2 separate regions of the Mus musculus genome follow, and region 2 is linked to region 1. A link is a loop called in an ENCODE intact Hi-C map of the cell type or tissue named here. Cell type or tissue: heart. All regions are shown on one strand. Each heading gives the region's core, and the rest is flanking DNA. Links, peaks and the distances in the headings are about the cores only.

What was found. A loop is a pair of places that touch in the nucleus more often than their neighbours do. Peaks named below come from ENCODE experiments on the same cell type or tissue, not always from the same donor. Only the 100,000 strongest peaks of a DNase experiment are listed, where the experiment ranks them.
Region 2: a loop joins it to region 1, with 2.1 times the contacts of the local background. A loop is called at or near these places in 7 of 42 quality-filtered maps.

What each region holds. Positions count from the first base shown.
Region 1 is chr17:50,112,420-50,128,270 of GRCm38, forward strand. The region is part of intron 2 of Rftn1 (raftlin lipid raft linker 1); the gene reads right to left. Among named protein-coding and RNA genes, the nearest start is that of Rftn1, 70 kb to the right of the region's middle. In heart, for the core only: no CTCF peak of the experiment used is centred there; DNase peaks (open chromatin) are centred at 4,172, 4,782, 5,242 and 7,872; H3K27ac peaks cover 371 bases.
Region 2 is chr17:50,182,395-50,198,245 of GRCm38, forward strand. It overlaps Rftn1 (raftlin lipid raft linker 1), which reads right to left and starts at 8,103. Exons shown (of 10, transcript NM_181397.2): 1 at 7,827-8,103. In heart, for the core only: CTCF peaks have their summits at 7,058 and 9,454; DNase peaks (open chromatin) are centred at 7,097, 7,437, 8,127 and 10,347; H3K4me3 peaks cover 1,890 bases; H3K27ac peaks cover 1,354 bases; H3K27me3 peaks cover 2,474 bases.

The DNA of each region.
Region 1 (15,851 bases), core at 3,464-11,463:
CAGAGACACATACACACAGACACACACATGCCATGAACGCACACGTTATTACAGTTCTTGATGGCAAACTTGAAAGATACATCAGCTAATTATTACAAGATCCTCACAGTAACTCTTCCTTCTTCTCATTTTTCATTCTGTGCTGGTACAGTTCAAAATAGTAGCTATTAACCCCACATAGTTAAAGTATAAAGATATACCTCAACTCCAGAGTGTTTGCCTAACACATGCAGGGCTCTGGGCTCAATCACCAGTAGAAAGAAGGGGGCAGGATGGAGAGGGTATGGGAGAAGGGGAGGAGAGAAGAGAGAAAGCAAAATTTTCTTGGGTATGCGAGATGTCTCCAAGGATAAAGGTACCTACAGATGGCCTGAGTTAGATTCCTGGGACTCACATGGTTGAAGGAGAGAACAAACTCCCACAGGTATCCTCTGAGCTCCACACATGTACCATGACATGCCCATACACATACCCACACCCAAATAATTAAATATACTAGTTAAAATGTAACAAAAAGGAATAAAAAATTTTTAAAGATATGTGATTCCAAAGACTTATTATGAAATTAGAACACAAAACTTTTAAGTAAAGAACAAAATTATATTGCTAAAGAACGATAATATTTCAGGTATATTAAGCTAAGATAAAATACTAATTTTATTTAGTTATTTTTGTTTGCTTGTGCACAAACTTGCACGCTTCCCACTGGGGTGCTTGTCCAGACTCCCAGACATTCATTTACAGCATTTATCACAGCAATGAATTATACAAATTATTTGCTGACTCCCTACCCAGTCAATTCCACCACATCAGCAGCTGTGTCAGGCTGGTTCATCCACAAGCAGGCCATCCCACAGTACTGAACAGGCTCATTACCGGCTGTCATTACATTACAGTAAGGCCTTGTCACACACATGCAGTCACTTTGGATATGAACTCTGAAGTCCACACACACCCCCTGCACCCCAAGTAGAGCAACCACAGGGGTAAGATGGAAAAAGTCCATAGCTGGTCTTAGAACACTATCAGCAAGTCAACTTGAGGGATGCTTGGAAGCTTTATAACTTGTAGTGAAATATACAGTAACAGAAACTACTATTGCAAGCATTTTCAAGTAGCACTAAGAACCTTCACGTTGCCGTGCGACCATCACCACCATTCACCTCAGGAAGTCTCTTCATCATGGCCACCCTTGCTCCTCAGCTCCCACAAGTGGAAAGGATGGCACATCCCCTCTTGGACATGTGACAGCAGCAGAAACAAATGCTGGGTCAGAATGGAGAAGCTGTTGGGAGTCAGAATCATTCCCAGAGGATCACGGGAAAGTCAGGCTGGTATCGCCAGAAAGACAGAAGAAGAATATAAAAAGGCATAGGAATGCAGAGGCCAAGGCTGCACGCAGGCATCTGGGGATCTTCATATCACACAGCAGAATGTAGAAACAGGAATTGTCCCAAGAAGAGAGGTGCCCTGGGGCCCTGTACCCCAAGGAGTGTTCTCGGAACCCTGAGAAACACAGTACTAAGAGCTCAGCATGGTAAGAGAATTGCCCACTGTGTCTCAATACAGCCTTTAGGAGGCTTTTTATTTTTTTTAATTCTGAACATAAATACACACAATGTACATAACTAGTTTAAAGAATAAAATGTACTCCTTATGGGATTACGACACCTACTCACAAACAAAGCCCGTTTGTGTGTTATGTTGGTAAGTTTTTGTCAATTTGTCACAACCCTAGCTTATTTGGGAAAAGGGAATTTCAACTGAGGAACTGCCTGGAAGGTGTCTATGGGTCAGCTTCTTGGTTGCTGACTGATACAGGAGAAGGGCCCAGCCCATTGTGGGCAGTGCCATCATCCCTAGGTAGGTGACCTGGACTGTATGAAAAAGGTAGCCGAGCAAGCCAAGAGCAAAGCAGTAAGCAGTGTTCCTCCTGGTCTCTGCTTCAGTTCCTGCCTCCAGGTTCCTGGCTTGAGCTTGTGCCCTGACATCCCAAGATGGTGGACGGCAACCTGTGAGCTGAAATAAAAAGCCGTTCTTCCACAAGTTAGTTTCGGTCCTGATGTTTATTGCAGCAACAAATGGGGTTGTTCCAATGCCCTCCTCAGACACCCTGCAAGTGGCTACCCATAAGGCCTCCTTCTCCTCACTGTGGTGCCAAAACAGCTTACATCCTGAGATGCATATCATCACATGCGTGTAAATAGCATGCTTCCATGTAAATATCATTAAAGACGCTGCCAAACTGAGCCAAGTGTGAACAGAACCAGAGAGCTCTCACGCTCCAAAGAAGGCTTCTTCAGCTTTGACTGAACATCATCACAACCATCACATGCGGATTCACAACTTGGTACACAGAAACAGCCGGTCGCACATACCCGAGTGTCTCTGGCTCCCTCGGCCAATCTGCATCCAGAACTGTTAGGAGCATGAGTGCTCCAGAAAGATGCATTGTCTCTAGGCAGGAGAAAGGAGCCTGCTGGCAGGATGGAGGGGCCTCCCGCCTTGTGCAGACTCCACACACTGGAGACTGCCAGCGACTATGCAAAAATCTTTCTGTTTACAAGGGATCCTGAGGCTTTCTGCAACACAGCCTTCTCTCTCCTTCTCCCCTACACCCCAGTGCTCACCAGCCATATGTGGCTTATGTCAACGGTGAGATACAAAAACCACAAAATAAAAATGATAGTTCAGGGGCTGGAGAGATGGCTCAGCAGTTAGGAGCTCTGACTGCTCTTCCGAAGGTCCTGAGTTCAAATCCCAGCAACCACATGGTGGCTCAGAACCGTCTGTAATGAGATCTGACTCCTCCTGGAGTGTCTGAAGACAACTACAGTGTACTTACGTATAATAAATAAATAAATCTTTAAAAAAATGATAGTTCAGAGTTTAGTACTCCCAAGAAACCTGAATTGTAAAATTTCTAATTTAATAGGATGACAAAGTGAAATGACAAGTTTTAATGTGCTAGGTTAAATAAACATGTCATCAATTTGCACATTCTTTTCTTTTTTTAAACAAAACACCCAACTTAGAGTCTAAAGTAGCCCAGGGTAGCTCTGAATTTGCCCTGTAGCCAAGGCTAGCCTTGAATACCTTATCCTCCTGCCTCTAAGTATAGAGTGCTGGAATTACAAGCCTATGCTACTATATGTGGCATGTTCTCCCTTTTTAATGTAGCTACTAGAAAATGTGAACTGGCATTGACAGTTCACAGTCATAGCACAGATCAGTCACACAGCACATCAGTCACAGAACAGGTGTGTCACACAGCAGGTCAATCACAGAGCAGGTCAGTCACAGAGCAGGTCAGTAACAGAACAGGTGTGTCACGAAACAGGTGTGTCACAGAGCAGGTGTATCATAAAACAGGTCAGTCACAGAACAGGTGTGTCACACAGCGGGTCAATCACAGAGCAGGTCAGTCACAGAGCAGGTCAGTAACAGAACAGGTGTGTCACGAAAGAGGTGTGTCACAGAGCAGGTGTATCATAAAACAGGTCAGTCACACAACAGGTGTGTCACAAAACAGGTGAGTCACAGAACAGGTGTGTCACAGAACAGGTGAGCCACAGAACAGGTGTGTCACAGAACAGGTGAGCCACAGAACAGGTGTGTCACAGAACAGGTGAGCCACAGAACAGGTGAGCCACAGAACAGGTGTGTCACAGAACAGGTATGTCACAGAACAGGTGTGTCACAGAACAGGTGAGTCACAGAACAGGTGTGCCACAGAACAGGTGTGTCACAGAACAGGTGTGCCACAGAACAGGTGTGTCACAGAACAGGTCAGTCACAGAACAGGTAAGTCACAGAACAGGTGTGTCACAGAACAGGTGTGTCACAGAACAGGTTTGTCACAGAGCAGGTGTGTCACAGAACAGGTGTGTCACAGAACAGGTCAGTCACAGAAGAGGTCAGTCACAGAACAGGTGTGTCACAGCACAGGTGTGTCACAGAACAGGTTGGTCACAGAACAGGTGAGTCACAGAACAGGTGTGTTACAGAACAGGTGAGTCACAGAGCAGGTCAGTCACAGAACAGGTGTGTCACAGAACAGGTTGGTCACAGAACAGGTGAGTCACAGAACAGGTGAGTCACAGAACAGGTGTGTCACAGAACAGGTGTGTCACAGAGCAGGTTAGTCACAGAACAGGTGTGTCACAGAACAGGTTGGTCACAGAACAGGTGAGTCAAAGAACATGTGAGTCACAGAACCGGTGTGTCAAGGGACAGGTGTGTCACAGAACAAGTCAGTCACAGAACAGGTGTGTCACAGAACAGGTCAGTCACAGAACAGGTCAGTCACAGAACAGGTGTGTCACAGAACAGGTGTGTCACAGAACAGGTCAGTCACAGAACAGGTCAGTCACAGAACAGGTGTGTCACAGAACAGGTTGGTCACAGAACAGGTGTGTCACAGAGCAGGTGTGTCACAGAACAGGTGTGTCACAGAACAGGTAAGTCACAGAACAGGTGTGTCACAGAGCAGGTATGTCACACAACAGGTATGTCACAGAACAGGTATGTCACAGAGCAGGCCAGTCACAGAGTAGGTGTATCTGGAACCTCTGGGTTAAATGGATGCATTTTATCATGGTCCATGGAAACATTATTCCCTTTTTTGACTTTTATTTTTATGGTGCTAATCTAATTCCTTATTAAGTTTCCTTTAGCTGCAGCTTCAAGGAAGGTCACACTCCTTTTTCCCAAAATAAACCCATAACACCATGGAATGGGGAAATGGGAAGAGCTGCCAAAACCTTAACCGGATGGGCCAGAATCAGGAATTCCCGAGTGCCTTCAGCCTTGGCTTTTCACTAGCTGTCCCATTCCAAAGTGATGGGGGCGGGGGGGGGGGGACACACACAAAACTTCACCAAGGCCTCTCATTGTTTTGCTCCATGAGCCTATAAGTGTTTGCTCTTCAGGATGCTACCAAGGCTCCCCTTTCTAGTCCACCATTATCCTGGGACTCAGCCTCCTGGTGTAGACCCAGGGTCCCCCTAGTTCTTCTTTGCCACCCTCCTCAGCCATACCCCCCGCCCATCTCTATTCCTTTATGATCCTTTGTCTACCAAACAACTTGTCTCTACCAGGGACCCTACAGCCACCACTTTAACTGGAACCCAGCTAGACTCCCTGTGCCTCTCCACCCTCCTCCATGCTAGCTTCTCTAGGTACTGCCTGCCTCTCCTCGTCCACCTCATCTCCACAGGACCTGCCTGACACTCAACACTTGTGGTAGAGACCCAAGGTTCCCTAGTCCTTCCTCTTCTTCCTCAGCTGTCCTCGGCTGTTCCTTCCAGCCTGTCCCCTCCCTCCCTATCGGAGACTGCACAGCAGCACACTGGGCTGGGACCCAGGTGGACCACCTGCGCCTCCTTCCTCTCTTCCATCCTACTCTAGAACGAAGCCCGAAGTCCAGCAGTGGCTCACACCTCAGTCTATCCTTCCAACCCATCTCCAGGCCTTTGGGCCTTACCACTTGTAATGGCTCATCCTGGATGTCAACTTGACCGCATCTGGAATCAGCTAAAACTTAAGTGGCTGTGCATAGCTGTGAGGGATTAAATTCTTGACTAGATCAACTGAGTCAGAAAGACCCACCCTAAATCTGGATTTTCTGAGGTCAGAAGATGAACTCTAAATCTCAGCCACATCTTCTGGTGGTAGCCTATGTAGAACTTCTGCTTTTTGTCTGTTTGTCCTCACTCTTGATGCCAAGTCCATCAATCCTGCTTCAGAGTCATTCCTTCATTGTTATTAGAAGACACTTATTTGGGATTGTGATGTATATTGACAGCCAGGCTGAGACATCCAGTGCTGTGGACTGAACAACTATTGGGTTCTTGGCCTTTTCTTTGGGATACAGCCATTGCTAGTCTAGCTGGACCACTCTGTAAACCACTCTGATAAACCATGTTTATATATATGTATATAAACATATATATAAACATATATATATATATATATATATACACACACACACACATATATATATACACACAAACACACATATATATATATACACATATGTGTGTTGTTTATATACTATATATTTTACATATAAATAGATTTTATATTTATATAACATCATACATATTATATACTTTTTATGTATTTTTACATATATTAAATATAATAAATAATATATACCAAATATAAATGTTAAATATAATGATATATAGTGTATGTGTTAAATATACATATATGTGCCATATGTGTGTGTATATATATATATATATATATATATATATGTATATATATACTCATTCTATCAGTTCTATTTCTCTAGGGGACACTGACTAATCCATCAGCATCCAGGGCAGACATAGGGTAACACCCCTAGGTCTTCCATTTTTTCACTACCACCCTTGTGGAGCTGGAATGACTACTACTCAGAGACCTCTTGGGTCAGTCCCCTTCACCACCAGCTGGACTATCTCAAATCCTACTCAACCCCAATGATCTGGACTGCTGGAGTAGTAACCCAGAACTCCAGCCTCAACTTCAATCTGGGCCTGTCAGAGCTTGAATCCTAAACCCTAGAGGAGTTATGAGACTCAAGACCACAAATCATTCTGCTGCTCACTCACAACTTGACAAGACTGAGGTAACGACAACCGAAGAACTGAACACCCACCCAACAAAGACATCCACTCCAAGAAACACTACAAACACCACGACTCCAGATAACAGCTGAAAAAACACAGTCACAAACAACCTCCACCAGAAGCCTGCCACCCCTACTGCAACAGACCCCAAGGAAAGCAATTTAGCTGAAGCACGAGACAAGGACTCCAAAATAGCAATTAGGAAATATGTTCAAGGACCTTAAAGAGGATATGAATAAACGTCTTAATGAAGTTCTCAAAAACACAAACAGTCGAATGAAATAATGCAAACATTTCCAGACATGAAAATAGAGTTTCACAAAGAAACGGGAAAGCCAGGCTGAAATAGGACTGGAAAAAAATCTGGGGAGGTGAGACATAAGGCTCAGAGAACCTCATGAGCAGACTGAAGTGGAAGAGAGAATTTCGAGTTTTGAAGACAAGGTAGTAGAAACAGCTCAGTCAAAAAAAAAATGTTGAGTCTAATAAAATTCTGGTACAAAACCCTGGAAATCCGGGACACTTTCAAAAGAGCACACCTGGAAATGACAGCTATAGAGGGAGAAGAGGCCGAGCTCACAGTCACAGAAAATATTTTAAGCCAAACCTCAGAGGAAAATTTCCCCCATCTATAAAGAAACAGGTGCCTAATAGGTCTCCGAAATACATAATCAAAACGCTAAATGCAAAGAATAAAGAAAGGATATTAAAAACTGCAAGGGAAAGAGATCAACTCCCATATAAAGGCAGACCCATTAGACTAACACCTGACTTTTGATTAGGGACTGAAAACCAGAAGGTCCTAGACAGACGCTCTGCATGTTCTGAAAGAACACACATTCCAGGCCAGACTACCATATCCAGCAAAACTATCACGCAGAAGAGCAAAGGAGAAAGAAAAACATCTCATGATGAGAAACAAAGTTAAACAATTTGTGTTTCCCAATCCAGCCCTACAGAAGGTGCCAGAAGGAAACCTTCAGGCGGGAGAAAAGGTTAAATACACTGAAGAAGAAATAATCCCAGAACAGTAAATCAGAAATAGCTGGCCACCCATCAAGGTCCCTGTTTGCTGTTTTACATGCGTAGTGCTGCCATTCTTTTAATGAGCAAATGAAATCATCACTGACAAGGATCTGATGACAGGAGGAGGAAGGGAAATCTAGAGCTGCCTCAGTCTTGTGTAGACAGATAAGCATGGCTCCTATCCCATTAGATGCGAAGGGAGTCAGATGACATCCTGGCAGCAGAGGAACTGGGCCTGTGTCCCCAGGCTGCTCTGTGGAAGCCACCAAAGTCATGCGAGTCATTGCTATTAATAGTTTTAGTTGTCTCACAAACTATCTCTAGGTCAGACAGAGTCCTATGTCAGGGTGCTGTTCCTTCTGCCTAATTTCAGTCCAGACCTAACCAGCATCTACAGTTCATACACAGGTCTTTCGCTCCTCAGTCAAAGCCATGGGCCTTCTGTTCTGGAACCCTTTGTAAAACGGTAGAGTGGGGCCAACAATATGGCTCAGCAGGTGAAGAAGCTTGCTGCCAAGATTGACCACCTGAGTTCAATCCCACATGGTGTAAGGAGGAAACTCCTGCAAGTTGTCCTCTGGCCTCCACACATGTGCCATGACATAAATGAGCCCCCAAATTGATAGATAGATAGATAGATAGATAGATAGATAGATAGATAGATAGATAGATAGAGTAATCAAAATTCTTTTCTAAGCTGAGCTCAAAATGAGCTTAGTTAGATCTTCAGGACTGAACAATAAACTCTGAAAAGGCATGGGGAGGGGGTGGTAGCTTCTTTGTCAGATTCCAGACTTTGATAATGGCTTCTGCAATACCTTACAGCAGGGTCTCCAGGAAGAAGGTGACAGGACGCTCTGTAAGTAGAATGCAGGAGAGTGAGTTGGATCCAGGAAATGGCACTGTCCTTTAAGAGGAACCAATATTCAGCAGCCGGAGGCCAGTACATGAAGAGGTAAAAGCAAGATAAAAAACACTTAGACCCCACAGAACACAGGGGGAGGGAGAGATGGGGTGGCAAGGACAGATGGCAGATGTATCAGGTGGCTAACCACACCCCATGTTTACCTCAAACTCATCCCAGATTTGTAAAATTAAACACACAAAGAGGAAATGTCTCCATGGAGAAGTCAGAATTCAAGCCTGCCCTGTTTCCTCCCTCACCCAGGAAATCCCTTCCTCTCCTGAGCACTACCAAGGAGGACTCACCCCTGAAGTTCTCTTCCCTCTTTAAGGTATCATAGACACCTCCTTGGAGCCCTTGTGCAAGACATTTTAAGTCAAAGAACAAGTCTGTCTTTAGCTATGGCAGAGAAAAGAGAAGTTAACCCCCAAAAAACATCTGGCCACAAACAGCATAAAGTGAAGCCATCATCAGAAAGGGACATGGGGACGTCAGCCTCTATTCCACCAGGACACAGGGCGCTGCCCTTCTCAGAGCTCCCCCCGCTGCCCCATGATGCAGTCTGATGTCCTCCACGTGTGCTGCCTCAGGTGGCTTCCTCCATCTGACCAATTTCTAATTTCATTAAACAATATAAAATACCAGGGAGGAATTAACGTGTGTCAAGGTGCTCCTGGGACAGGACAAGCACTGGTACAGACCCCAGAATTACAGCACAGTGCTTAGCAAATGCTGAGAGACCATCCGGGGCCTGCTTTTCACTGCCTGTTCTACTTTCAAGTCCTTTCTGAAGAAAATGGCTGAGAAGTGAAAGAGACAGCAAGTCAGCTCTGAGATCTTGGCCTGCACCGAACAGTGGCGGTTGTAGCTCCGTGGTTCTGGTCACACCTACTGCTGCAAGCACCTCTTGTGGCACGGCAGAGATGATGCTGTGTTACAGCACCAATGGGAGCTCTGGCTGGAGAGTAGAGTCTGAGAACCTTCGTCACCGGCAGACAAGCGTGGGAGCCACGCACAACCTTGAGATGTCCTTAGTGTTTGCTGCTGAGCAGGGACAGGCTAAGCAAGGAAGCCAGCAGAAAGCAAGAAGAAAACTAGGAAGTGAGTGCCGGGAAGATTGCTTAGTGGATAGTGCCATTACCCCCGAGTGTGAAGATCTGAGTTTGAATCCCCAGAACCTATGTAAAAGGCAGACACAGGGGGCATCTGTAGCCTCACATTTCTATGTCAAGATGGGAGGCAGGAGAATCCTTAGGGGCTACCAGGTCAGCTAGCCTGGCAGTGAACAAGTGATCTAGTCTCAAATAAAGTGGAATCACACACACACACACACACACACACACACACACACACACACACACAAATCAGTGATTATTTTTCAAGGAAGAAAGCCTGAGACGTCTACCGCAGTCAAGGTTACTATTGGCATCAGTGAGCAGCCAGGCGGGACAGCTGCCTAGGCTGCTCCCAGTTTACTCAGTGGTGTCTGTCTGTCAGAATACCTTGTTCTGCGGTGTTTCTCTTTAAGTCTTACTTGGAGAAATGATGTTAGGAGGAGTCGGGTAGCAAGAACGCAAGAAAGTCCATAGCAAGCGAACCCAATCTACTCCCTTCCACTTCTCAGAACTGTGTGAAAAGCTTCACCTCAGATACTCAGAGTTCTCAAACTGTGGCATAGAGCCTCCACAAAGGTACTGGGGCCAGGAAAACAAAGACCACTGATAACAAGTGATACACATTAACCCCGGAGGCAAGAAAGGAAGTGAAACGGGCCACAGTAGAGGTTAGGAATCTTGTGAACACTGGCACACACTGTGACTCTCTTTGTAGCAGAGAACACGAACTCCATCATTTGTGGTTCTCAAAGCCCAGGAGGGTTAGCACTGGGGAGGGTCCGGCGCAAAGGACATTGGCACGGAAATTCAAAACTCACAGAGGGCTCTTACAGCTCTCAAATAATCAACTAAGAGTGAAGATCATCTCATCGTGGAGTAATGAGTGCTCACGGCAAGAGCACCCTGGTTCAATAGTATCAGACATTAGCTGGTCTGTCAGGACGATAATAAAACAATTTGAGAGACTACGATGCCAAGAAGGAGCGATACAGATTGGGCTCTCCAACCCTCACGGAAATGATAAGATTTTAATCAATTAACCCAGCACCCCCTGTCCCTGCACCCCCTAATCTGCCCTCTTCACAGTTCCTGGGAAGCCACTTACTATTCTGTGATCACAGACAGGAAATGGAAAATCAAAGAAGTCTGTGGAATGTGGCAGAAGCTTCACATTGTAATTCAAGATAGCCTGATTAAGGACACTTAATCTGCACACAGCTAATTCGTAAGACCGAGAAGCAGAGTGGGTGTAACGCAAAAGACTGGAGAACTCAGTTCTAATCACACAGAAAAACCTGATCCCAGCATCCTTCTTAAGAAGCCTCCTTCACAATTGCAGGAACGGAGCCTGCTCTATTCAAATGGATGCTCTAGGGATACACAGAAGAGTCTCCACAGAGTGTTAGGGCCCATGACCTCGGGATCTTGGGGACTACCCTACAAGATCCCAAAGATATGGCTATCTTCTACACCAGTTACTTGTCTCTGTATAACACGACATCTGAGCTGAGCAACTTCAGAAAGGAAGGGCTTCTTTCCGCACACAGTTCAAGGGTCCAGTCCTTCACAGTGGGGAAGAAGCAGAGAGCAATGTATGCTGCTGCGCACCAGTAATTCCAGCACAGGGGGTAGAGGCGGGAGGACCAGAACTTCAAGGTCATTCTTGGCTCAGACGGAGTAGGAGAAGGACCTGTAATAGATGGGACCTTATCTTAAATTAATTAAAAGGGGGAAGGGCTTGGAAGTTCCCCCACGAGTTTGTGTGTGTGTCGGGGCTAGAACTTTGGTATGCATTTTAGAAAATTTTAAACTTTTTCAGACAAGAATGTCCAAGCGGTGGTTAAACAGCGGCAAAGCAGTCATATGCCGTGAATCTTCTGGAGAAGTCCCGCGTGAGAATGAAAGAGGAAACAGATATCTTAGGATGATTTTGAAAACAACTTGGGTCTTGGGTGCTTCTGGGTATCCCCAAACCACACGGAAAACCCTCAGGTTTAAAGATGTGGATGGTGGTCGCTGAAAGGGTGAGTCTGCAGTGTGTGTACGCACATGTATGTGTACCTGCTAATATGTGTGTGTTCAGTGTGTGTGTTTGTGTGCTTGAGTTGTGTCTATGCATCTGTGTGTCTGTGTGTTTCTGTGTCTGTGTGTGTGTTGTTGTTGTTGTCTAGTTGGTTGGTCTGGTTCTTATGGGGTGTTTTGTTTTGTAGCTTAGGTTGTCTTCAACCCCACAATCCTGTATCAGCTTCCAAAATGCTGGCATTATAGGCATGAGCCACTATGCCTGGCTCCCAGAACCATTTCTGTTATTAAAAACCCCTGTGGAGGAGCTGGAGAGAGAAAGATCAGTGGTTAAGAGCACTTGACACTGCTCCTGCAGAGGATCTGAGTTTCTGATTCCTAACATCACACGGTGACTCACAACCATGAATCCAGTTCCATGGGATCCAACACCCTCTTCTGGCTTTCATGGGGGCCAGGTGCACATGTGTGGTCCACATGCATACATGTAGACAAATACTAACACAAATAAAGTAAAAATAAATAAACCTCAAGGAATTCTACATGCATTAATTGATAACAGCAGATCTAACAGCTTCAAGAAGTGAATGTAAAACTTTCCAGGAAAATTGGCTCCGATCTGTTACAGATCCCTCCACTTGCTTTAGAGCCTCAGCAAGTGCACGTGTGAACAGAGCACATACAAGCTTCCGAGGATAGGGTGTCTGGACAGATGTGTTCCCTTCCACAGATGTTGCAGGCCACCTCCAAGATGCAGTTTGGCTTAGTGACTCAGGGTACAGTCTCCGGTTTTAGGCTTTCCAGGCTCAAGCCCTGGATGACCTCATACACACTAGCTTTGGAGAGGCTGCCTCATCAGTCATCCTTCACAGGAAGAGAATAACAATACATATCTGGCAGCTCCTTTCCAAGCCTGGGGAATAGATGGCTAGGACAAGCTGTGGCCCCAGAAAAGGGCAACTATTAGCATACTTTGTTCATAGTGTACTACAATGTAGCCAAGTCTCACCACAGTTTTATGCTCAGATTTCAGAACAGTTACCATTGTTGTACTCAGAAAACTATGTATACAGTTTGGTAAAATTATTTTTTTCATGTGTGTATGCATGCATGCATGCCCACATGTTCACATGTTGTCAAGCATGCATGCCTGTCTGCACGTTCACATGTGTGGCAGGATCAGATGTCTTTTCTTATAGTTCTCCACTTTATTTGTTGAAGCAGGGTTTCTTGCTGAGCCCAGAGCTCAGCAATCCAGCTATTCTAGCTAGCCAGCTTGCCCCAGATATGCTCTGCCTCTGTTTCCTGTGTGGTGGGACCACACAGCTAGTCTACCAACCTTGTTAACCCTCACATGGGCTTTAGAGATCTGAACTGCAGCCCACACATTTGCGAAGCAAACATTTTATCCACAGAGCCATTTCCCCAGGCCCTATCAGCAAATCTGAACAGAGCCATACTTAGTTTAATGATAAATACACATTCTGAGAACTGCGCTGTGACCCTGCCCTGTCTGCAGGCATCACAGACTGTCCCTATAAAAGCAAGATGCCACTTTGACACTCAGCAAACTCAGCTCATGCAATCCTCTATCCACTACCCTGTTGACCAATCACTAATGTGTAGCACACAGCTATAATAAAATTGTTAGTTTTGGTTCTGTCCTTACTGAACACACTACATACCATCTGGGGAAACCAGATTCCAATCAATTGCACATCAATGTGGGTAAGTGCGATGGGTAATGTTACTGTCAACCTGATGGGATCTTGGATCACCATGGAAACGGACCTATGGATATATCTATCAAAGTATTTCTAGGTTTCCTGAAAATGGAAAATGCACCCTAAATGTGGGCGGCAGCATCCTATGGGCTGGTCCCAGGCTGAATAAAAACAAGAGGGTAGACAGCCAGCCTCCACCTCTCCGGCTATGGACTCATTGGCTAGCAGACCCTCACGTGACTCCCCTGGATGGATCACATCCTCAAACTGGGCCACATAAATCCTCCTTCCTTAAGCTGCTTCCGTCAAGCATTCCAACTCAGCAACAAGAACAGTGACTAACGCAATGAGCCCACTGATAAGTTATTTCTCAGCTGGTAAAATGGGACAATCCAGGCCAGAATAGATTACATTAAATTCAGGTTTACTGGAAAACTGCTCTTGAGCAAGTTCACTGGCCCCAGGAAAGGAGGCCAGGGAAGTTTCCGTGGGAAGGAAGAGAGGTGAGGGGGAGAGAAAGAGAGAGTCTGATCGCTAAGAGAGAAGAGAGAGGGAAGGAGAGATCTGGGATCCCAAAATGTCTGGATTAATAGGGGAGAGCCTTTTGGGGAAGGGCAGCCTAATCTCCCTGTCTTGCCCCCACTTGGGCTGGAAAGTTCACGGTTGGGGTTAGGGTATTCCAGGTAGGGACTGTGGGATGCTGGGAGAACCTGGAGGCCAGGTCTGCTTAGGTTTGTAAGATATGCACCCCAGTCCCTTGTCCTGGGGTCTGGAACCAAAAGCACACAACTAATTCTTACACAGAACCATATTTGCTGCCATGGAGACAATTCAATAAGCAAGGCATGGTCCAAACATGGGCCCCCAAATTCACAGGATGGAAACTGAACCATGAACGTGGCAGTGTTAAGAGGCCGAGTTTTTTCAGAAGTGATTAAGCCCTGAGGGCTTAGCCTTTATGAGGGAGTTTATGCCATTACAAAAGGAGCTTTTTGGAGAGGCATTGGGCCTCTGTTTACTCTTCTGTCTTTTGTCCATTGAAGACACAGTGATCCTTCTCTAGGGAGATACAGCAACTAGACACCATCTTGCAGACACAGACCAGACCACTATCCAGTTTTAGATTCTTCGTTCTTGGACTGCCCAGCCTCCAGAATCAGAACAAGAAATGAATCTCTGCTATTTACAAACTACCTCGCCTCTGATATTTTTGATAAAACATCGCAACACAGAAAGACATTTATTGAGCACCTACTATGTGCCAGGCTAGTGCCATGCTGTTGGATGCTAAACAACAAAACAAAAACAAAAAACAAAACAAACACCAGAGAAGGCAATTAAGTGCTTAGCTAAGAGCCATAGGGACACTTAAAGTGCACATTTGGGATTCTCGGGGCCTCAGGCAGCAATGTCCTGGTAACAGGCTCTAGCAGTCAGAAAAGGAGTTGGGGGAGCAATGTGTTTGTTGTCATGGGGGAAAAATACTATGCCTAACGGCAAAGCCAAGTTTTCTCCTCCCTTCCACTAGCTTCGGTTCTCACGAGAGAAGCCCTTTACTTTGCTTCCCTTGGCATTCTCAGCGAGGGCTCTTCACTGAGCTGTCCTGTCTCTGTACATCATAAATGGCCCTTCCAACCATGACAAGCATTGCAATGAGCACACTCTCTGTGCACATCATACCAACAACCTCTTATTTAGATGTTAAATTCCAGAAACTGTGATCTCGGATCCACAAGAATGAAAGGTCAAAAGAATTCTCAAAACCCACATACTTTTTATAAACTTCAGTCCCCTCCCAAAGTCCCTAGGGCCATCGCTGTTCCTGTTCTGAACACACATCATAAAAAGAGTTCGGTCTGTTTTTTTCCAGCAGATTAGCAGCATAATCATCAGAAAGATGCTTTGAAAGTGCAACCCTTGGCCCACAACATCCTTTCAAGTCACACACTCCAAGGTTTTCTCAGTGAAATTAACCTTAACAAAACCATAGAAGGTTAAGTTATAGGCAGAAAGTATTCCCAGCACCTTAACCCTTACACAAGGAAAAGTTCTTTCTTTAAAAACACATTTATTTGTGTGTGTGTGTGTGTGCTCGCACAAGCATGTACAAGTGTGTGCACACACATGTGCATGAGTGCATGCCTGTGCATGTTTGCATAGGTGGTATGGACATGTGTAGAGGTCATGTGTGTTCTGGAGCTTAGACTCAGGTAGTCTAGCTTGGAACAAGTACACTGACTGGCTCATTCACCGTTCACCTCTCTCCAGCCCTCAGACCATCCAGACCTCTTCAGACCATTAACATCAAATTCACCTCTATACTTGAAATTTACTCGATTTATTTTTCTTGCAAATTGCAGTTAGACTCAGAGCTTACATGTTCCTGTCATAGTCGCATACAAATGTACTGATCTATACCTGCTACCTCAGGTGGGAATAAGGT
Region 2 (15,851 bases), core at 3,144-11,143, 70 kb after region 1:
TCACAGGGGAAGGAAGGAGGTGGCATTGTGAATCATACCACAAAGGAGGTGGCAGAGAGGTCCCCAGGATAAGGAGTGGTGGCCCAGGCATAGCGGTAAAATCATAATCGAGTTGGGATTTGAGACAGACACTGCCTGTGGGAGGCTGGGCACAGCGTATGAGGTCAGACTGAACTGTGAGCCTGGTCTAGGCTGAAGGATTCCCCCACCCCCAGGGGAACGAAGCTGGGAGATGTAAGTCAGTTGACTATGATGTCAGCAACTGGGAGAACAGCTGACTCCGAGGAGGCAAAGCAAAAGCCAAAGTCTGGGTGTGTTCTCAGGGGACCTGTGGTGGCAAGTGGTCTGAAGCAGAAGTGGGGAGCAGCCAGTCCCAAGAGGAGCATGAGGCAGTCAGAAATGAATTAACTGCTTCTGCTGTGGAATGTCCAAAAAGCAAAACAGCAGGTGCACCAGTCTGGAGCTTTGATGGCACTCACTCCTGTAGGACAGTGGCCTCCTCAAAGGCAGTTGGCAAGCCTTCATCCTTCCAAGGCCAACCCTAGCAGAGCAGTTAGTAGCAGCTCAGCCGCAGTGAGAAAACTACAGAGGACAGAAAGGGGCCTCTGAAATAGAGCCCTGTGGCTCTAAAGTTCACCTTACTACTACAACTACTATTAATACTGTTGCCATTGTTGTTGTTGTTGTTGTTATATTTTATTCACTGGAAGGTGGCATTGCCACAGTATGCATGTGGCGGTCAAAGGATAACTGCAGAAATCGGTTCTCTCTTACCACTATACGGGTCCTAGGGAATCAAACTCAGGTCATACAGGTTTACTGACAGATGCCTAGAACCCCTGAGCCATCTCTACAGCCCAAGTTCACTTTCCTAGCAGTCTAGACCAGGGTTTGGGAACACAGGTACATGTGCCAGGGTGCCTATGTCAAATCCTGATGACCCTGCTTCCGAGATGTGACTTCAAGGAAGCCCTGGAATCTGTGAAGAGAGACGAATGGAACACCTACTTCTACAGTGACAATTATATAAAAGAGAGTCGAGCTGTGCTGAACGCAGGTTGAAATCCCTCAGCTGTGCAGAATGAGAATATAAACATTACCCAGGGGACACTGTGGACATGGCTCAGTGGTAGAGCCCCTGCCTCTCATGCACAAAGCCCCATTACCATCCCTAATACCATTAAATAGATAAAGAAGTGTTAACCATTCAGTACAATATTAGTATGGTTTGTTATCCATTATAAGGATTCATGGAACCTGGTGTGGGTTACTATATTACACTGAAAGTGTGCTTATAAACCATCAAAAGATATATGCACACACACACACACAGAGAGAGAGAGAGAGAGAGAGAGAGAGAGAGAGAGGGAGAGAGGGAGAGAGGGAGAGAGGGAGAGAGGGAGAAAGAGAGAGAGGGAGAGAGAGAGAGAGACCCTCCCTCCTTTGAGACAGGGTTTCTCTGTGTATCCCTGGCAGTCCTGGAACTCTGTAGACCAGGCTGGCCTCAAACTCAGAGATCCTCTGCCTCCTGCATGCTGGGAGTAAAGATGTGCGCCACCACTGCCCTGCACCACAAACCCTTTCTAATTTGAGAAAGGATTTAAATGAATGAACCTGCACTTTTTATTTCTGAAATATGAAAATCCGTGGAGTTGACACATTCCATTAGCCATTCTGTGACGAACCAAATCTCTTTATACCCAGCTTCATGCATAGCAGCTATCACAACACCCTCAAATCCACACACTATGAAAGCTAGTCTGCAAAGTATAAGGGGCTCCCCAGCACTAGGTGAAGTGGGAAAGCAGGGTGCTTATGCACACATGCACACACAACAACACAACTGAAGCTGGTCACCCCCTACAAAGCCCCCCTCCCCCATGCTGACTCTGAGGAGATGCAGGACAGGAAAATGGGGTATTTCATGTGCAGGAGCCAGAGGAAGTCATCAGCTCTTGACTGAAAAGTGTGGAAATCTCTGATCCAGGATTATGAAGCAGATGGGCCAGTCAGCTTCACGCACAGTGACAGGCACAGTTTGTCTCAATCTGGCCATGAACACCTAGGACTGGCTTTCCCTATCCTTTGATCTCACATACAAGGCAAGAATCACCGAATAATGAAGACAACTAGTGGTCCTTGCCCTCTCTGTCACCCCTGTTCTCCTGAGGTAGCTCTAACCCAAGGGAGTCCCCAAACAAACCTTTAAGTCTCCCAGATGATGTCTCTGCCTCAGCGCTGGCAGGTGGCCATCCCTAAAGAATGTGACCTGATTTCCTAGCTCTTTGGTTCTGGCCTAGTGAGAGCAATTTCCCTCTCTGAATTCAGCCCAGGTAGGGAGTAATTCACACAAATGCATATTTAAAAGCTGGACCAGATTCTTATTTGGTGAATAAGGAATTAACAGGACTCAAGCGGGGACTCTGAACCGCCTGCCGTACTGATCCTTCAAGAAAATATGTCTTGATAAAATATGCAACGATAATAATGAAAAGCGCCTTCGGGGCCCAGGAGACAAGAGAAACTGGAATCTATGTCAGAAATGGATGTGAATGGGAGAAGAGTTATCACGCATAACAACCCCCTCCCCAAATCCTCGGAAGGGTAAACATAAAAGAAACGCCTGCCAAAACACATCCCTGTCAAAGAATGAGCCCAAGTCCTTGGTACCAACTCTCCGCCACCTCTTCTCATCTGAAGGCCAAGGAAATCTGCACAGCAGAGAGCGACTGTCCCATTCTGCCCTCAGAGTGACTGTCCCACAGAGCTCACAGAGTGGCAGACATGGCTCCAGTGGCCACACTTGTCTCTGGACACTTGAACCGTGGCTAGCTCTCCTGAAGAAGTGCAGTCTGCTTTCATTGGACTTTGACTCATTTAGACACACATGTGACAGCCACGTGTGGCTGGTGGCTACTCTATTCCACCCACTCAATAAAATCACAACCCAAATTGATCCTTACTTCACTTCTCAAAAACAAAAGGTATTCAGTCAGATGTGGAGCCACACACCTTTAACTCCCTCACTCAGGAGGAAGAGGCAGGAGGAGCTTCGAGGTCAAGGCCAGTGTGGTCTCTAGAGCAGTTCCAGGACAGTCAGAGCTACACAGAAACAAACAAACAAAGACAAAAACCAGCAACAAAACCAAATAACAGCTCCAGGAACTTAACTCATGTCATCAGGCTTTCAAGACAAGCACCTTTACCTGCTGGGCCATCTCGCTGGCCCTTGATTTGGTTTTTGAGTTGGGGGGCTCCTTTTTAGCTCAGGCTAGCCTTGAACTCTGCACTGTCCTATCTACAGCTCCTAAATGCCAAGATTACAGGTCATGTGTCACCGTGCCAAGCATCACAGTCAGTACTTCTCTACAAGTCCCAACGGTGCGACACTCTAGGCCTGTAAGACAAAAGTACATAAAACACTGGAGGAAGTGACTCTGGTGTGCCATTTCCTGTCATTTCATTCTGACTGCCCCAGTGACATTTCTATTACATTGTTGTGTCTTTGTGAACTTCCAGATCATTCTGCATTTGCTAAACTTGAGCGCCACAGTCTCTTCCTTCAATGTTTTGGGAACACTGGAAAGTAAACCCAGGGCCTACTGAGCTTCACCGCTGTCACTCGTCCTGAAGAGGACTCAGATGGCAGGGCACGCATAAAGTGCTGAGCAGCACCTAGCAACTAGTCTAACACCTAACATTTTGCTAATAACAATGGCAAAATATGTCATGGAACAGGATGGTTCTACAATAACGAAGTTGTTCTAGGTCCAAATACTCCATATCTGTCCCACACCCTAGGAGAACCACCGACTGACAGACGGTTGTGAATGAGACATCATAGGACCTTGATCTCTCATCATCCACTGTCAAGATGGGCAGCTCAGTTCTCTAGTAGATGTCCGCTGTGTCCCTTCTCGTGACCTCTGTCACACATATTTACTATACATGGCAGAGCCCCCTGACCCTCTCCAATATCTCAAGACTGAACATGGGTCATCTGTCCCCTGAGAAACGTGGTCAGTACTGAGACACCGTGAGGGCCATGGAAACATTTCGCTGTCTGTTTCACAGTTCCTGTCTCCCGGATCACCCTAGGTCAAGCCCTGCTCCAGTTTCCACAGAGAGGGACTATAGTGGAAAGGGCCTCTGAGAGGCCATGCACCTTTTCTCAGTAATAAGATGGGTGATGCAGGACTCTATTTCTCACAAAAAGGGCAAATCACACTCTCAGCAAAACTGCTCTATGCTTACGCACCCCAACTCTGCCCTGCCTCCCAGAGAAAATGCAGGTGGCTGTCCACAACGGTGACATCCAAAGGGTATTTCCACCAAGCACAGGGTATTTCATATCAGCACACCCAATGGCCCAGAATCCCCTCAGGAATTTCTAGGCAGAAGTTCAGGGAGATTCTGTGAAAGTTGGGGGTTGGGCTTGTTTGTTTGTTTGTTTGTTTGTTTTGTGTTTTTCTTTTTATGGAAAGCACTCAGTGGAGATTGTTCACAATCTCAGGTCTATTCCCCTACGGACATCCCTTCTATGTCGATCTATAAAGATGCAGCATTCATCTTATCCTCTGCAGTCATTTAAGTCTAAATCGACCTAAGGGCTGAGAAGGAGGCTCAGTGAGTAGTGCTTAGTGGGCAACTGTGGGGATCCGAGTTCGAATCTCCAGGATCTACCTAAGCTGGACACAGCACATCTGTAATCTTGGCACTTTTAGAGTAAGACAGGAGCTAGAGGCAGGGGATTCTCAGAAGCTTAACGGCCAGCTGATCTATGCAGCTGTGAACAAGAGTTTTTTGCCTCAGATAAGGGAGAAGGTGAGTAGAGACCCCCCAAACTTACCCTCTAACCTCCCTCTAACATACACATCTGTATATGTACATGCACACACACACACCAATAAAAAATAAGCACATAGTAGCAGTCAGGGACTGCTTCTTGGAGTCCCCTCTACGTATGAAAACATGTCCACTAGTGTCCCAGCTGGGCCCGGAGAACACTGTCTCGTAGCCCCAGGAAACAGTCATATAAGCAATCATCCTGGTTAAGAGATAGGAAAGCTGGGTTGTGAGTTCATCTCCGGCACATTTGTGCGCTTTCTAGGAATGTTGAATGGAACCACCACCCTAGAAAAAGGCCTCGCAATTTTCTCTGTACACTATACACATGTCTTCTGTGATGCGGGTGTTTGTCCAGGAGAATGGGAAAGATGTCCCCAGGAATCTGTGTACAAATGCACAAATATTCATAGCAGTGTTTTTTTTTTCACAAGAACCAACAACTAACACCACCAACAACAATAAAAACTGGATATAACGCATGTACCCAGGAACCGGGGGATATACTAACCAACTGTGGCATGCACACATCACATGAACATAACTCAGACGTAACAAACCTAACAAAACGGAGTTACTGAACCTTATACAGAACTGCAGAACTCCATGTATATGATGTTTAAATCACAGATTAAACAAACCTATAGTAAGACAGAGCAGTGGTTGCCACCGGGAAGATAGGGGCCATGAAGAAACCCAGGTTGATGGTGTATTACCTGTCTTGATAAGAATCGGGTTGCACAGTGCATACATATGTCAAAACAATGTGCAGACTATTCCACTGTTATGTGTGTGTTACTGAACACACATTGAACATGTGAGTTGAGACACTTATAAAGTAACCCTGTACTAAGACTGTAGCTTATTTTAAAATGCATAAAGCAGCACACTGGAGCGATGGATGGTGCCTAGGTGTGCACTAAAGTCAATCCAGCGAAATGTTAGAAAATCTAGGTATGGTGGGTCTTTGTTTTTGTAGCCTAGGCTAGCCTCTAACTCAATTTTCTCCAGCCTCCTCCACCTTCTGGATTCTGAGATTACAGGCGTATGCCACTGTGCCCTCCTAGGTATTTGTATGATCTCTGTTACAACTTTACTATATAATGTTTTGTTTTGTTTTAATGGGGGCTAGGTGTGGTGGTACATATAATCTCAGTGCTTGGAAGGAAGAATCAATGCAAGTTGGAGGCTAACCTGGTCTACATAGTGGTAGATCCAGACCAGTGAGGGCTACACAGGGAAACCTTGCCTCAACAACAACAATAAAAATCGAAAGTGGTATAGAAATATGGGAGTACCCCCTTCTTAGCCTACCAAGTTCACATTTGATAAGGCAGCCATGGCCACCCAGCCATGGGACCACCCAGCTCCATCTCTGACATAAGTGAAGCCTGGAGAAACTCTAGGCACTTTACAGGGATTCCCACCACTCAGCCTGCTTCCCCACATACAAAGCAGTCACTGAAATCAAGCCCCAAAAAACCCTGTTCCAGAGGCAGAGAAAAAAATTCACTGACTAGTAGCCCCAATTTATTCCTGCACCAAATCGATTAGCTAACTACGCAATCTGCCTCATTTGTCCCTTGTCCACGATGGGGGTCGGGGGGACGGGACAAAACGACACAGTGTCCTACCCCACTAATGGAGGCACAGGGAGGCTTCCCCAGCTTGAGGCTGCGATTGCTCGGACCTCATGAAACCTCTACAGAAGGCAGAAGAGTCTGCAAGCTCACTCTAGGTAACACTGCTTAACTGAGGTCAGAGCACAGCACCACACAGCTCGTTGTTTAACCCCTGAGGATGAGTGGCTGGTGACATCTGGTGTCACTTGAACTTCCTCAGAATCCAGCTGGTCAGAAGGTACAAATTAGGAATCCTGGCAGCCACGGGTATGCTGGGTTCAATGGCCCTACCCATGGGTTTGTAGGCCACTCACATTACACCCTGGGCTTCCTTCCTGGAAAAGGCTTATCCTGAGATGACACTCCATAGTAGCCGTTGGGAGACACCTGTTCTGACCTTAACACCACCACCCACTCCCACCCCACCTCCCTGCGCCCCTTCTGAAAACAGCTGTATGAACAGAGGGTCTGTTGCTGGGCAGTTAGGCAGCCACTCATATACAAAGATCTGTGCCAGATTCTTTTTAAAAAATAGTTTTTGTTTGTAAGCCCCTAAACAAACTCACTCACACCACCCACCGCCCACAGGGGGCAGCTGAGAGCCAGCAGCCAACAGGCATCAGGGAGCACGCGCGGGGCTAACCCTGCCCTCTGCGCGATTCTGGCCTCCAAAGACAGTGATGCCAGTAGACCTGGCGCACTCGCCTGACAGTCAGGCTTCTTTAAATACACACTCCCTCCTCCTCGCCCAGACCCCATGCCCATCCTGGTGTGCCCCATGCCTAGAAAAGTGTGTTACAACAAGGCAAGAAAAAAAATCCCCTTTTCAGAGGAGAAAAGCCCCATTTCTGGTGCCTGGGATTTAGCTCTCAGTATTTCCACCGAGTACCCTCCTGCCTGCTCTCAAGAGTCGCACACCTCTTCCCTGGGTCGAGCCCAGGTCTCCGGGTGCACGTGGGCGGTGGCAACTCCCATCTGCTCCGGGCCCAGTACCCACTAAGGCCCCGGGTCCTGACCCACCTGTAGCCTCCAAGCTCCCCTCCGCGTCCTTCTAGCAGACCTCCGCCTGCGAAGCCCAGGACCCCCAGCAGGCGACCTCTCACCCCAACGCTCTCTCGCTTGTTTGTTTTGCTTTTTTTCCCCCTCTTCATCGGGGGAAAAAAAGTTGGCCCAGAATCTGGCGTCCCATCGATCTGTCCCCATCCCCACGCGACCTGCACCAGGGGGCTCGCCTAACAGCTCCGGAGCCCCCGAGGTGCCACGAGGAGCTGTCGCCTGCTCACCCGGATCCCGGGCCAGCAGAGCCAGCGACCCAGGCCTCTGCGCGCCACCTCGCCGGCCCGCCGCACGCCCACCTACCTTAGGGGACCAGCAGCGGTGACCGTGGCGCGGGCGGAGACAGCGTGCTGTGTCCCGGGATGAAAGTTTGTGCCATGCAGAGCAGGGCGGCGCGCGGACGACGCGACCCCGGGGGTGGGGGCAGAGCGCGGGGCGCGGCCGCTCGCTTGTCGTCTGTCCCTCCGGCGCTGGCCGCACAGGTACCTCTCCAGAGCCAGTGGCCGCCGCGCTCCCGCTCGCTGCGCTCTGCGCCCTGCGCGCTCTGATTCCAGCCCCGCCGCCCCCACTCCACCCCGCGCCGCCGCCGCCGCCTCCGCCGCGCGTCCGCCCGCTACACTTCCTCTTCCTCTGAACTCATGTGCAAAATATGCTGTGCTGCATCTTCTTGGGGGAAGCCGAGCGGCCCCTGGCAGCCCCGCACGAGAGACCCGTCCGCCCCGTGCGTCGCCAGCGCCGCGCAACCGGGCTCTCCCTCCCCCTCCCCCTAACCCCACCTCTCTTTCCCAGGCTTGGGTTTTGGGACCTGCTTAGGAGAGCACCAAGGTGGCAGCCAAAATACTGGGAAGGCGACGGCCATCAACGTGCTGATTGATGGCTAGGGCGGGGAGGAGAGCTAGAAAGAGATCCATTCTGGACCCATTCCACAGGTGGGAACGTCCCCAGGCAGCTTCTGCTCCCAGGTTTATCTCTCCGAAAGTAGTGCTTGGGAAGAGAAATAGTACCACTGGCCTCAGCCTCTTTCCCGACTTTATCCAGGTATCCAAAGGTTTGAGATCCTGATGCAATTGGGTCATCTTAGCCTAGCAAAATGGATTCCCCAATGAGAATCCATAAGGCTGTTCCCTAAAACAGGGCTGCTTTACCATAGTGAAAGTGTGAAATCCTGTCTCCTTGAGGCCAGTAAAACAAAACAGAATTACCGTGCAGGGCTTGAGAGCAGGAACCCTAGAGACAAATGGTCAGGATGGATTGCTGCCTTCTGTCCTTACTTCCCAGTGACTGGGGGTGACTTTGGGCCTGTTCATCGGCCAACCAGCACTTCCTTGTGTCTTATTAAATGGAAAATGCTTGGAAGCGTTCTATAATTCTGCGATTATCGTTATTATCATCATTACCATAAGGGGCTGAGATTTAATTGATTACCCTGTTCTGGTTGGGCAAAGAAGGGTCCTTAGGCATTGGAGCTACACGCGGCAGAGGGCTGGCTGATCTAGACCCTGTGTTTTAATGAGGTCCTTCTGGTACTAGAAACATGCGCGAGGGGGGAGGCAGCACTGCCTGTTTACAGGAACTCCTCTTGTGAGAGCTACTCAGGGATTTTCTTCCCTGTGGCCCTCTCCTACTCCCCCCATCACTCTGCCCCTGAATTGTCTTTTTACTCCTCTGCCTATTTACCCACCCCATCCCGGCATTCCGCCCACTTTTCTCCACATTTCCCTATCCCTAGTTCATGTCTGGAAATAATAAGCCAGGACAGGGGTCCAGGGCACCCCAGTGTTGAACATTTATTTATGAAGTCAAAGGGAGGGAGGGTGCCTTTCCGCTAAAGATCCTGCTGAGACCTGGAAATCAGGACTCTTACACCAGTGTTCAGGACCGTTGATGGTCACTACAGAGAGAAAACAGCACCTAACAGAACCTAACAGTGCCAGCCAGTGGTCAACAAGAAATCGCAGGGCATCAAAGAAGAGAGGGACAAGGAGGAGGACAGGGAGAGGCAGAGGCAGAGGGAGAGAGACAAACATGGAGAGACACAGAGAGGAGACAGATTATTTTTAAGCAAGTTCTTTCCACTTATGAATTTTGTGTTTGTAGTTTTATTTTAGGGTGCGTTGGGGGGGTTGGGTTTTTTTTTTGTTTGTTTTGTAAACACCAGTTCCTCGAGGGAACCTTATGCTGACATTTTCCATCTTCTGTCCCTCACTACTGTCCTTAGTACCAACACTGTGTATTTAAATGTCTTTGATGAATTTTTTTCCCTACCTGCTTTTCCATGTTTAAGTTTTGTTTGGCTTTCCCTCTGGAACTCTTGACCTGTCTTTCTATACACCACCACGCTTCCTCTCTGGAACATGGCATTTGATAGACATGCACGCAACGAATTATTATTGTATGTGTGGACTCTACCTTAACAATTACCCTGAATCTTCTCAGTCTCTTTTTTGCTTGTGATACTCGATAAGTAGCCAAGCCTTGGGGTCACCTATGTTGTATAGGAAGAAGCCTGGACTGCTGTGGGCCGGCTGGTTAGGGGACAAACCCTGGGCAGCTGGGCCTTACCTCTAACTGACCTCATCTACCCAGCCTCAACCCCAGAGATGCTGGAACTGGATCCTGGTGGGTTACCTTGGCAACCTCACAGTGTTGTCTGTTAGAATGTCCTAGGGCGGCAGCTTTTAATTCTATCACAGCGGTCTCTTCGGGGGGGTTGTGTAATAGTGCTGTTTCTCTTCTGCTCACACTTCCTTCCCTTATGATTTCACACTAAGTACTTGTGAAGGATGCTGAACACGAGGAAAACCGAGCTATTACTGCACAACAGGTCACAGATGCTCCCAGAACCGGGATCCTGCCTGTGGGAAGCTGATAAAACACAGGTCTGAGCTAATGGGAAAGCTGGGTCCCCTCACACCCTGTGGGGGAAGGAGGAGTTTACCCGGCCTAGACAAGTGTAGGAAGGCCTGTATAAACCCATCTGAGCTCAAGGGAAAGAAGTGCCCTACCTGGAGCGAATTTGTCCTGGCCTGGATGCACCCCTCCTCTGGAGATAATCCAGCGCCGGTACCAGCAGCTGGAGCAAGGTTGCTGTCCTTAGCTACGGTGGAGGAGAGACAGCCTGCTATTCTGCCCACCTTTTCACACACAACCCCCCAAACCACAAGTCCACCCGAGTTAGGGCCACCCTGCTCCTAACTCAGCTCTGGCTAACTCCATTTCTGCAGACAGAGGTAACAACTTGGGACAGAAGGTATGCACGACAAAAGCATGCGACACAAAGGACTGGTACCTTGACTGATAATTCATAAGACCAGGAAACCCAGAGCTTATGCCCATCCTGTGAATGGCATTTGGGCTGATGGGAGAGATAAGTCATCTATGACACATAAGTTATCCTTACAGTGATTGCTGGAGGTAGCTTCGCAACCATAGTGAGGTCACCTTTGGCAGGTACTTGCTCCATAGCCCATGGTTATGGGGAGGTGGCTCTATGCATGATGGCTGTGGTTCCTGCCACAGACAAAGTGGTAGAGGCCCCAGGGCCATGGTTTCTGAGCAGTCCCTGTCCCTTGTTCCCTGTCATGAAGTACCTATGGCAAATTGGTTTCTCCTGGTCACACTGGCACACCGCTCAGTATGACAAGCTTCTGAGTCTGTCTTGGGATATAAGGATGTGAACTGGGTGAGGGCAGGGAGCTTGTATTTTTGGTATTTTTGTGTATGTATTGATCTGCACAGACGAGCTAGCAATTTTTGTCTGAAGTAGTCAAACCAATATCTTTGAAAATGCTATCCACAGGCATGACCAGTTCGAGGAAAGGTTGGATTAGAGCCAAATAATCCATACACACACACTACAAAAGACAAATTACTGCTATTCTGCCCTGAGTCTCCTCCTCGTTTTAATTCTGAATTCCTAGCCTGTGTGAGCAGTTCAGGGGACAGGGGCCCTCCTGTGGCTGAGACTGAATTTGCTCTCTAGAGAAAAGAGCCATTAGAGACTAAATCTCTCAGGAATAACAGGAAACAATCTGCTCTTTGGGCTTTGTTTCCCTCATATGGCCTGAGGAACTGCCTGGCCCTGCCAGTACCATCCACATCCCAAAGATGGAGTCAGAAGCTTCCACTTGCTTCAAGGTTAGTCTATTAGTAAGACATATTTGTTGGTTCATATAAGTCAGTGTATTATATTGCTAGAGATTGTGTGTGTGTTCATTCCAGTGTATGTGTATGTGTTGAACAGTGAATTCCCATATGTATGCCCTTTCTGTTCTCCAGATATAAAGAGAGAACGCACGGAGAAACATCCCTGGTACCTGTATCGTTTCCTTTTCTCAGCGCTGGGATGAAATGTCTGATGAGGTGGTAGCTCACAGGAAGGAGGGCATATTTAGACCAGTGTTTCAGGAGATGCTGCCCATCGAGGTGGGGGAAGCCATAGTGAAGGGAACTTGTTTAGATCTGTGGCAGACAGGAAACAGCAACTCCTCCTGAAGCAGTGGCTTTTTACAAACTTCAAGAACTACCACACGCCATGCTTCTTACCCTAGGCCCCAACCCCTGAAGTTCCATAGTCCCTCCAATCCCCCTCAAAAAATATTACTATCAGCTGGAGACCAAAAAGCATGAGTCTATGAGAGACATTTGACACTGAACTATAACAGTACGTGGATGTTAAATTATTTTTACATAGTAACTGATAGGATTTTTCCTTCCACCTCCTCTCCATCCCCACTGTCTTTTTGTCCACACTGAACTTTCTTAACACCAGAGAAAAAGCCCAGGAGGCCGTTGTGCCAGGCTGCCAGGCCTTTGTCTCTGGTCGGGAGGATAAGGAAATGGGCAAATGTTTTGTCATTATCTAGATTTATTAGACATAAAGAAAAAGCATGGTTTTTACAAGGAAGAGCTAGCACAAGAACAAGAACAAGAACAACAACAAAATCTTAGTTTTTGAGTTTCTGAAGTCAAGGTCTAAATATAGAATTAAAAAGTGGAAAAGACTAGGAAATCAAACAGACCCATTGCCCAGGGTCCTACCTCCATTCCTTTCTACTGTTACTGCCTAGCAGTCTAGATTAAGTTTGTTTTCTCTGCCAGTTAAAGAATTAAAAGGCAAGAAGAATCTGAGCACAAAAGGTAGCAGCAGCAGGGGAAATCTCAGACGCAGCAGACAGAAGCAACCAACCAGCACGGAAAACCATCTATTAAGGGTGAGGAAACTCATAGGGAGGCACACAGAAAGATCTGCAGCACAGCAGAGCCCTGCCTTCCCCAGGGGTGGGGCTGGGTTTTAAGGATGTTTTGTGGGGCTCTTTCTTCCCTAATTTAGGATTGGCCAGTTTGCAAAAAGACACGGAAACTGAGGCCCCAAACATCAGGTAAATGTGTTCTGGTCCTAGCCTTGAACTTGTGAGACTAGACCTGCAGCGGTGTTGGCGGGAGAAAAGGCTCAGGAGGCCTTTGTCTCAGGCTGCCAGGACTTTGTCTCTGGTCAGAAGGATAAGGAAGCAGGGTTCATCACTATTGTCTAGCTGTGGCTCTCCTCACCTGTCTGCCATTCAGAGATCTGTCTAACACCTAGCCCTGTGCTATCACTATCTTTGCCATGCAATGCGAGCATGCACGCTCTCACGCACACACACGCATGCACACATGCACACACACATAGGTCTGACATGAGTCAATGAAAGCCTGCACAGGAGAAAGGGGAAGCAGGACAGGAAAGGGGGGTGTCAAACAGGGGCTGGGGGTAGCTCCAGGTCTCCCTGAAGGCAGGATTCAAAGTTCAAAGCCTGCTGGCAAGTCCTTCGGAGCGCTCTCTGGACTGCTGCTCTGCTCTTGGACCCTAGGAAGAACCTGCGCAGAGGAGCACTGGACCTGTAGCAGAGAGGCAGGCCACAAGGGGTTTATCCCCCAGTGGCACTGACAGTGAACCCCCATCAGCAGCAATGGCAGTCACCTGGGGAGCATCCTGAGGCTAAGAACTCCAGAACCAGCCTTTGCTGCTTCTATTTGCCTTCCTTTTGTAAACCTGACTTAGGCTTTCTGCTGCTGGGATAAAAACGATGACCAGAAGCAACTCCGGAAAGAGACGGTTTATTTCTGCTGACATGTGTAGTCAACCAGTCATGAAAGGAAATCTAGAAAGGGACCCAAGATTGGGGGGGGGGACCTGAAGAGGGAAGCTGAGGCAAGATTCAAGGGGAAACCACTGATTCTGGTCTTGCTCCTCGAGGCTTGCTCAGCCTGCTGTCTCATGGTGGCTGAAAGGCAGGCAAAGCTAACTGCTGCGAATAGCAGGGGCTTTTGAAATCTCAAAGGCCACTCCCCAGTGACACACCTCCTCCGGCAAGGCCACACCTCCCAGTGCTCTCCCAATAGTTCCACCAAGTCGGGACCAAGTACTTAAAACATATAAGCCTAAGGGTCGTTCTCATTCACACCACACCAGATGTGTCTAGGTTAGGGTCAAGTTGACAAAAAACCCAACCAACACAGCCTGGCCAAGGCTTCTTAGGGAAGGAAGAGTTTGTGTTGGCTCAGAGTCTGCAAACACAGACCACCCACGATGGCAGGGAAGGCACGGTGGGCAAGGACAGCTTTGGAGGCAGAACCTCGAGGCGAGCAGCCACACTGTTTCCTAAATCAGGAAGTGGAAAGGGAGGAATGCTTATTCTCAAGTTTGTTTTCTCTTTTCTTCCTTCTTTTATTCATTCCAGGATGCCAGCCCAAATGGGCTGGGTCTTCCCTCCTCTGTCAAACCTCTTTAGGAACACCCTGAGGTGTGTCTCCTGGGTGCTTCAAGTCTAGGCCAGGTAAAATAAGGATGAGCTGTCACGGTCTTCCTTTAACATATGGTAGCAAAGGCTTTAAGTGGAGAATAAGTTGTGATCTCTCTGCACAGCAGCCAGCAGGCCCCAGGGTAAGAGAGTTGCTCACGGGCTGGTGAGATGGCTCAGTGGGTAAGAGCACCCGACTGCTCTTCCGAAGGTCCGAAGTTCAAATCCCAGCAACCACATGGTGGCTCACAACCATCCGTAATGAGATCTGATGCCCTCTTCTGGTGTGTCTGAAGACAGCTATAGTGTACTTACATATAATAAATAAATAAATCTTTTAAAAAAAAAGAGAGAGAGTTGCTCACATCTCTGTCCACAGATCTGCCCCTGGAAGAGCCTTGATGGACTAGCTCAGAGTCCTGTTACAAGGCAGCACCATAGCCATCATGTTTCTGGTTAGCTCATTCTGGCCCATGGCAAGCGATCTTCCAGGCTCCTGGTGGTTGGGAGAGGCTCTGGTGAATTGTGAACACAGTGGTATTAGTATTAAAACAAAACTCCCCCCTCCACTTCTTTCATGCCCAAGCAAGGTCACTGGTGACATTCTACACAATGGCTGCTGGTCAGGCTGCGGTACCTGGCTGACTGAGGTGCTGAGCCCGGAACTGACCTGCACTGACTACGTAGTATGACTAAGAAACAGCTTGCTCTGAAGACAGAGACTATGTGTTGCTCCTTTCTGCAACGAAACCTTGCCCATCCCGCCAAAACCTGCAGAGGTGACATACCTGGGGTGATGGAGAATGAAGAAGTGACAGACACAAATCCAGAAAGGGCGAGCTCAGATGGGCTGTGCACACGCTGATGGACAGTCACCAGCAGTAGCCTGGAAACCATTTGTTATAGACAGCACCGATAGGCAAGAGGGGCTGTGCTCGCTAATGTCAGTAGCAGGTCTCTGTGGAAGAGCTGCTTCAGTCCTGGGTTCCAGTCATCCAGGAGGAGGAAGCTGAGGTTGATAGTTTCTGCACACTAACTAAAGGTCAGCCCTTTGCCACACCCATACTCACTCAGATCAGAGAACTCCATCTGCTCCCCACATTATCCTGACTGATACACCCACGTTACAGAAGGTGATCTAGTTTCATTTCGTTGTTGTGATAAAAATATCCTGATAGAAACCACTTAGGGGACAAAGGACTTATTTTAGCTTACAATCCCAGAGGGATAGAGTCTGCCACAAAGAAAAAGAGTGGCAACTGGCTGGAAAGCCTGGTAGCATGATGGCGGGAGATCGCTGACTGGACATCCTGCATGCATATTCAGAAAGCTGGGTGTGGGGCACAGAGACACCAGCCACTGGGAGAAGGCTATAAAATCTCAAAACCCAGCACCAAAGACTTCAGACTTGGAGACTCCACCTCCCACCTCAAAAAGGTTCCATAACCTCCCAGACACCAACATCAACCCTGGTGCCTGTGGGAGACAGTACATCTTCATATCACAAAAGACATCATGACAGGGGGGCTAGAAAGCCTAAGGCAGT